Linked DNA regions of Homo sapiens: region 2 is linked to region 1. Evidence: chromatin contacts called from ENCODE Hi-C or POLR2A ChIA-PET data. All regions are on one chromosome and are shown on one strand. The core of a region is the stretch at or near the end of the contact, and the rest is flanking DNA. Distances in the headings are between cores, read along the strand shown.

What was found. A loop is a pair of places that touch in the nucleus more often than their neighbours do. ChIA-PET counts read pairs that join two places held with the same protein, here RNA polymerase II (POLR2A). Pooled maps may share reads with other maps.
Region 2: a pooled map shows a loop between it and region 1 (2.7-fold over the local background). The contact joins the enhancer-like site here to the promoter of TCF20 in region 1. A Hi-C loop is called at or near these places in 2 of 50 pooled maps. POLR2A ChIA-PET finds 5 or more read pairs at or near these places in 2 of 52 experiments (Panc1 and activated CD8-positive, alpha-beta T cell).

The regions. Positions count from the first base shown.
Region 1 is chr22:42,268,948-42,272,110 of GRCh38, reverse strand. It overlaps TCF20 (transcription factor 20), which reads left to right and starts at 1,458. Exons shown (of 6, transcript NM_001378418.1): 1 at 1,458-1,772. It also overlaps the pseudogene OGFRP1. RefSeq lists silencers at 1,365-1,524, 1,665-1,814, 1,875-1,934, 2,075-2,314 and an enhancer at 2,645-2,704.
Region 2 is chr22:42,020,981-42,024,143 of GRCh38, reverse strand. WBP2NL (WBP2 N-terminal like) reads right to left here. Exons shown (of 6, transcript NM_152613.3): 5 at 1,788-1,895. Among named protein-coding and RNA genes, the nearest start is that of WBP2NL, 24 kb to the right of the region's middle. Within about 2 kb of position 1,528, at least 3 of the 41 ENCODE cell types and tissues checked have a DNase peak (open chromatin) inside an H3K27ac peak, as active enhancers do.

The sequences.
Region 1 (3,163 bases), core at 209-2,708:
CAAGTCCCCAGGAATAGTCCTGACCTGCTTTGGAGCCAGCCCCCACTTTGTGAGATTGGACAGAAGCCAGGAGAAATCACTGCCTTCCCCAAGTACATGCTCCTGCCAAGGGGCCCAGGACCACCTGGGGCTCTGCCTGGGACCCTGAGACCCTCCTTGGGTAGCCTGAGAAAAGGCAATGGCTAGGTGGGGTGAAAGGTCAAAAAGTAAAAGCAGGCCCCGGGAAGCTGTGTACCTCAAATATATGGAAATCTGGGTTCCAGACCACACCTGGTTCCTGACAATCCCCACCTGCTGCCGGAAGCACTTTTCCAATCCCAACTTTTAAGTTGGGTTGCTTCAGGAGAGGAAGCCACATACTCCCCTAACATCTAGGACAGATGGGAGCCTAATTTAGAATCGGCAATTTTAGCCAACATTAGGGACATCTAATCCAAACTCTCCTCACCCACAGGAAACTGAGGCCCAAAGTGGGAGGAGAATTTGGCCAGGTCAAAGGTCAGGGGCAGGATCACAAATTCTCAACGCATCCTACTCTTGCTGGCCTTGTCACTTTTGATGGCCGTGGGGGCACCAACATCTACATATTAGTTGCTCTACAATTGCGATTTTCTTTATAAAGAAGTCAAGCCCTTCCTTTGCTTTAGAAACATCAGGTTTGCAAAGGAAGGCTGGGAACAAGCTGAGGCCTTGGCACCGCAAATCCTCCGCCTTATCGGCAAATTAATTCGGGACCCTGGGCGCAGTCAGCCTGGCATTGCAGCTTCTTAATGCCGCAGCAGAAGGCAGCTGGAGCGTCCGTTTTACAGGTGAGGTAGGTGGGCCTCCCTCCTCGCGTTTTCCGCGGTGGAAACTGAGGCTCTGAGAGGACCCAAGTCGTTCCTCCACGGACACCTGGAACCCATGGGCGGGGGCTGCCAGGGACCCAGGCGGGACCAGCTAGGTCTTGGGCTGCCCCCGGCCCAGAGGGCTCTTGGCGGGCAGGAGCCGCCCCCACGCCCGACCCCACTAAACAGGTCACCGAGAGGAGACCGGGTCCTCGCCCGCGGACCTCCCGGGCCGCAAGAGGCGCGATTCTGGAGTTGGAGGCTCCAGGGAACTCCAGAAATCCCAGAGAGATTCCGGGCCACCAACTCCCCCAGAAAGTTGGCTCGCGTCCACCCCCAAGACGGCCCTGAGGCGCAGGCCAAGATGGCACTGGGCGGGTGGCGCGCGGCGCCCAGCGGCCGCAGAGGAGAACCCCGTGCGACCCTGCCGCGAGGTGGGGGTCTTCGCGATCCCTACCCGGCGCGCGCCAGCCTCGACGCCGCCGCACGCGGGTGGGCACGCGCGCGCCCGGCCCCGCCCCCAGCGCCCCGCCCCCGCCGCGCGCCCCGCCCCGCCGCGCGCCCTCCCGCCCGCCCGCGCGCCGCGGCCCGGAGCCTCCCCATTGGCCGCGCGCCGTCACCTGACGCTCTGTTATTTCCTGTGTGTTGGGAGAATGGAGAGAAAAAACCCCGAGCCCAGCCGCTTTCGGCCCCTGCGAGGCGGCCGCGGCCTCCGCCAGGGGAGCCCGCCCTGAGGCGCGCCTGACCGGGGAGCGAGCGCGCGGGCCGGAGCGAGCCTCGAGGGGCCGCGGCCCCGGCCCGCCCCGCCGCCGGCCCGGGCGCCCGAGCTGGAGGCGGCGGAGCCACCCCCACCCCCACCCCGCGCAGCGCCGCCCGCCGTCGCCACCGCTCCCTCCCCGCCCGCCCCCGGCGGAGGCCGAGGGACTGGGCGGGGGGCTCCTGCAGGTAACCGCCTCCCGGGCCTGAGGGGCAGGGAGAGGGTTGGGCCTGAAGGACTGGGGCCGGGCCGGGGTGTCCGGCCTCGGGGGCTGGGAGCAGAGGTCCCGGCCGGACCCAACCTGGGAGTGCGGAGCCTCCTGGACTCCGAGTCAGGGCTTGGGGTGCTGAGGGGAGTGTTGCTGCCCGGCCCGACCCAAGAGTGCGGGCAGGGGCCCGGGCCAGGCCTGGCATCAGAGGGCTAAGGTGTCTTGGGCCGGCCCGGGGTTCCGGCGGGGCTTGGGTGCCGGTGCTGGCCCGAGGGTGCGGAGGGAAGGTCTACCTGCTGGTCGCGCGAGGCCTTGGGTGCAAAGGCGGCGGGTGTGAGCGGGCGGCGTCCGGGAGTCAGCGCCGCCTGCTTCGGGGCCCCTGGCAGCCCCGGGGGCACCGGCCGCGCTCGCCTCTTGGCTACGGGCTGGAGGCGAGGCCAGCGGGGCTGGGCCGGGATGTGGGCGGGAGGGCGCCGCGCTGGGGCGCCCAGGAGAGCAGGGGCCCGTTTACTGCCATGTGAACACCTGAAGCCATGTGGACGCGGCTGCTTCTCGCCTGTTGGGGGCGGAGGGCAGGTACCGGCGGGTTGGGCGCAAGGTCCCGGCGCAGGACACACTTCCTGTGTGGGGCGGCCTCTCCTCCCGCGCCGCGGGGAACAGGGCGGGGTGTGCAAGCCGGGGTCTCTGGGCGAGGGAGCGCTCGTTTGGGGACCTGAGGCTTTCGTCCCTTTTTCGGGGGAAAGTGGTGGTTTGAAGGAGCGTGGCCAATCGGGCCGATCCCTCTCAGGCTACGGCGGGAGGTGCACTGTCCTCTGGACGCCGGAATGGGAGTGGAATTTAGTGAGTTGGGGGGCGGTGCCGAGGAGCGGCCGTCTTCCTCTGCTTGTGGGTGGGATTATTGTCTGTTTTTGTGGTTGCGGATACCAATACGGTCTGCTGGTCTGTATTCAATCCTTTAGTTTGACCTTAGGGGTCAGGTCAAAATTAGGATTTCCCCCTTTTCCTTTTTGCTTTTTTTTCCTCGAAGATTAGATGTCTCTGGTAACTGCTGTAAAATGGATGGAATTTTCGAGCTATTATCTAACAGGCTGATCTTTGAATGATAATTGGACCCTTATGTTAACAGCCTCAGTGAAGAGTGAAGAGTTTTATACAGCATCTTCCGTGGGGTGGCAGTTAGGTGGATGGGGAAGCTACACTGAATTCCGACCTGGGAGACCAGGAATCTGCTTACAGCTTTGACGCCAAATAAACTGCAGCCCAGGGCAAGTTACTTTCCCTGGTAATTTTCTCATCTGTTAAGTGAGGACTCCCGGGTCAGACGGTACAGGGGTTTGTGGTTTTGCTTTTTTATCTCTCATTTTGTGCTCT
Region 2 (3,163 bases), core at 279-2,778, 250 kb after region 1:
GGAACCTCAAAAACGTTATCTTGAGTGAGATAAGCCAAACACAAAAGGTCACATATTGTATGATTTCTTTTATGTGATATATTCACAATAGGTGAATCAATAAAGACAGAAAGCAGATTAGAGGATACCAGGGGATCAGAGAGGGGACAATGGGGAATAACTTCTTAGTGGCTATTAGGTGATAAAAAGTTTTGAAACCAGACCAGATGCTGTGGCTTACACCTGTAATCCCAGCACTTTGGGAAGCCAAGGCAATAGACTTGCTTGAGCCCAGGAGTGTGAGACCAGCCTAAGCAACACAGTGAGACCCTGTATCTACAAAATTTTTTTAAAAAAAAAGGCTGGCAGGGGCTGGGTGTGGTGGCTCAAGCCTGTAATCCCAGCACTTTGGGAGGCTGAGGCGGGCGGATCACAAGGTCAGGAGATCGAGACCATCCTGGCTAACACAGTGAAATCCCGTCTCTACTAAAAATACAAAAAAAAAATTAGCCGGGCGTGGTGGCGGGCGCCGGTAGTCCCAGCTACTCAGGAGGCTGAGGCAGGAGAATGGCGTGAACCCGGGAGGTGGAGCTTGCATCGCGCCACTGCACTCCAGCCTGGGCGACAGAGCAAGACTCCCTCTCAAAAAAACAAAAACAAAAACAAAAAAGGCTGCCAGAGATGGCTCATGCCTATAATCCCAGCACCTCGGGAGGGCAAGGCGGGCAGATGGCTGGAGGCCAGGAGTTCAGAACCAGCCTGGACAACATAGGGAGATTTCTGTCTCTACAAAAACACATAAAAATTAGCCGGGCATGGTGGATTGCGCCTGTGGTCCTAGCCTACTCTGGTTGGGGGGTACTGAGGTAAGAGGATCGCTTGAGCCCAGGGGGTCGAGGCTGCAGGGGGCCATGATAGTGCCACTGCACTACAGCCTGGGTGACAAAGTGAGACTCTGTCTCCAAAAAAAAAAAACACCACTTTTTGAAACTAGAGACAGCTGGTGGATGTATAATATTGTGAATACGTCAAATACTGCTAAATTTTACACTAAATACCACTGAATTGTACACATTAAAATGTTAATTATATGTTATGTGAATTTCACCAACTGAAAAAATGTTAAACCCTAGCAACAATTACTTTAGATTCTGAATATTAGACTGTAATAACCTTTAAAAACCAAGGTACCTATTAAGGTTACAAATAAGTAGCCTTTAAGTTACATACAAAACTAAAGGCCCATGGACATGCATATCAAGTTCCAAGGAGAACTCAAGAAAAGTCCCATATTTTTGTGTGTGTTGGCAGCATTAGGAGACCCTTGGTGGCCCACCAGTAGGCAGTGGACCATGTTTGAGAATTACTTTCCAGAAACCCCATTCAGTAGCAGTGGACTTTAACAACACAAACTGTTAAAGGACCCAGGGCTCGAGTCCTCAGTAAGGTTGAAGGGTGTGGCACAGGTATGATGACTATGCTATGTGAAATGGAAACAAGGAAGTGGGCAAGAGCATATATTTTCTGCTCAGGCTATAAACAGGAAGTGACCCTTCCCACTAACAGGATTGCCAAGTATGTTCCAGGTTTGTATATATCATTAAAAGTAAGCCTGAAACCAAAGCCCAGTCACTTGCTGACTTTGCCACTGGGTTTCAGTCTGGAAACAAAGTCACAGATGTGACCATTTTCCAAGCCCCTAAAGCTCTGCTGCTGCTCCTGCAGGGAGCAAGCCTGCAAGGGATAGATCTTTGAGCCTCTGGCATAATTTTCCACCTTCCAGGAAGAACCTCTCTGCCATACCTTACCTGAACAAGGCATCTGTGGAGTGCACATATTCCCTTCCCCAGTAATTACATAAATTCCCATAGAGCTGAACCAGTCATTTAAGGTTCTAAGTGGAAATCCTCGGGCAGCTGGAAAGACAAATTTGGCAAAATAGGAACTCTTTTAATTAAGTCAGATATATAGCAGATATCAACTAAACAATTAACAGAGTATTTAATCACCACCTTACATGTGTTTCCAACAATGCTCTTGAGACACAAGATAAAAAAGAAACATGGGCTGGGTGAAGTGGCTCACACCTGTAATCCCAACATTTTAGGAGGCCAAGATGGGAGGATTGCTTGACCCCAGGAGTTCAAGACCAGCCTGGGCAACATGGCAAGACCCTATCTCTACAAAAAATTTTTTAAAAATTAGCCAGGCATGGTGGTGCATGCCTGTGGTCCTAGCTACTCAGGAAGCTGAGGCAGGAGGATTGCTTGAGCCTGGAAATTTGAGGCTGCAGTGAGCCTTATCTGTGCCACTGCACTGGAGCCTCCAGCCTGGGTGACAGAGTAAGACCTTGTCTCAAAAAAAAAAAAAAAAAAGAAAGAAAGAAAAGAAATATGACCCTTGTCCTGAATGGCACGTGTCTTAAGGGCAGAGATTGTATCTCATTTGCCTGTGCTTATTCCAGGCCTAGCATAGCACCTAATCATAACAGATATTCAGAAAAAACTTCTAAGTGAGGATTCTACCAAGTTGGTAAGATATATCCATTAAAGACCAATGTGAGGAAGTGTGGTACCGAAGAAAACACTTTTGTCTTGTCTCCCCTCTGCATCTCTCTTATAAGAACACTTGTGATGGCATTTAGAGGCCACCTAAATAATCTAGGGTAATCTTGTCATCTCAAGATCCTTAAATTAATTACGTCTACAAACACCCTTTTTACAAATAACGTAACAGTCACAGATTCTGAGGATTGGGATGGGGATATATCTGGGGATCCATTATCAGCCTACCACACTGAGTTTTGCCTATGGCATGTGACCAGATGTAATGTAGACAGTTTCCAGGCCTGGCCCATAAAAATTTCCCAGGGGAGATCTTTATTTCCTTCTCTGCTGGCTGTACAAAGAGGCCATGGAAGCCATGGGTTAAAGATCGCAAGGACCGGCCAGGCGTGCTGGCTCACGCCTGTGATCCCAGCACTTTGGGAGGCTGAGGCAGGTGGATCTCCTGAGGTCAGGAGTTCGAGACCAGCCTGACCAACATGGTGAAACCCCGTCTCTACTAAAAATACAAAAATTAGCTGGGCTTGGTGGTGGACACTTGTAATCCCAGCTACTTGGGAGGCTGAGGGAGGAGAATCACTTGAACCCGGGAGGTGGAGGTTGCAGTGAGCCAAGATTGC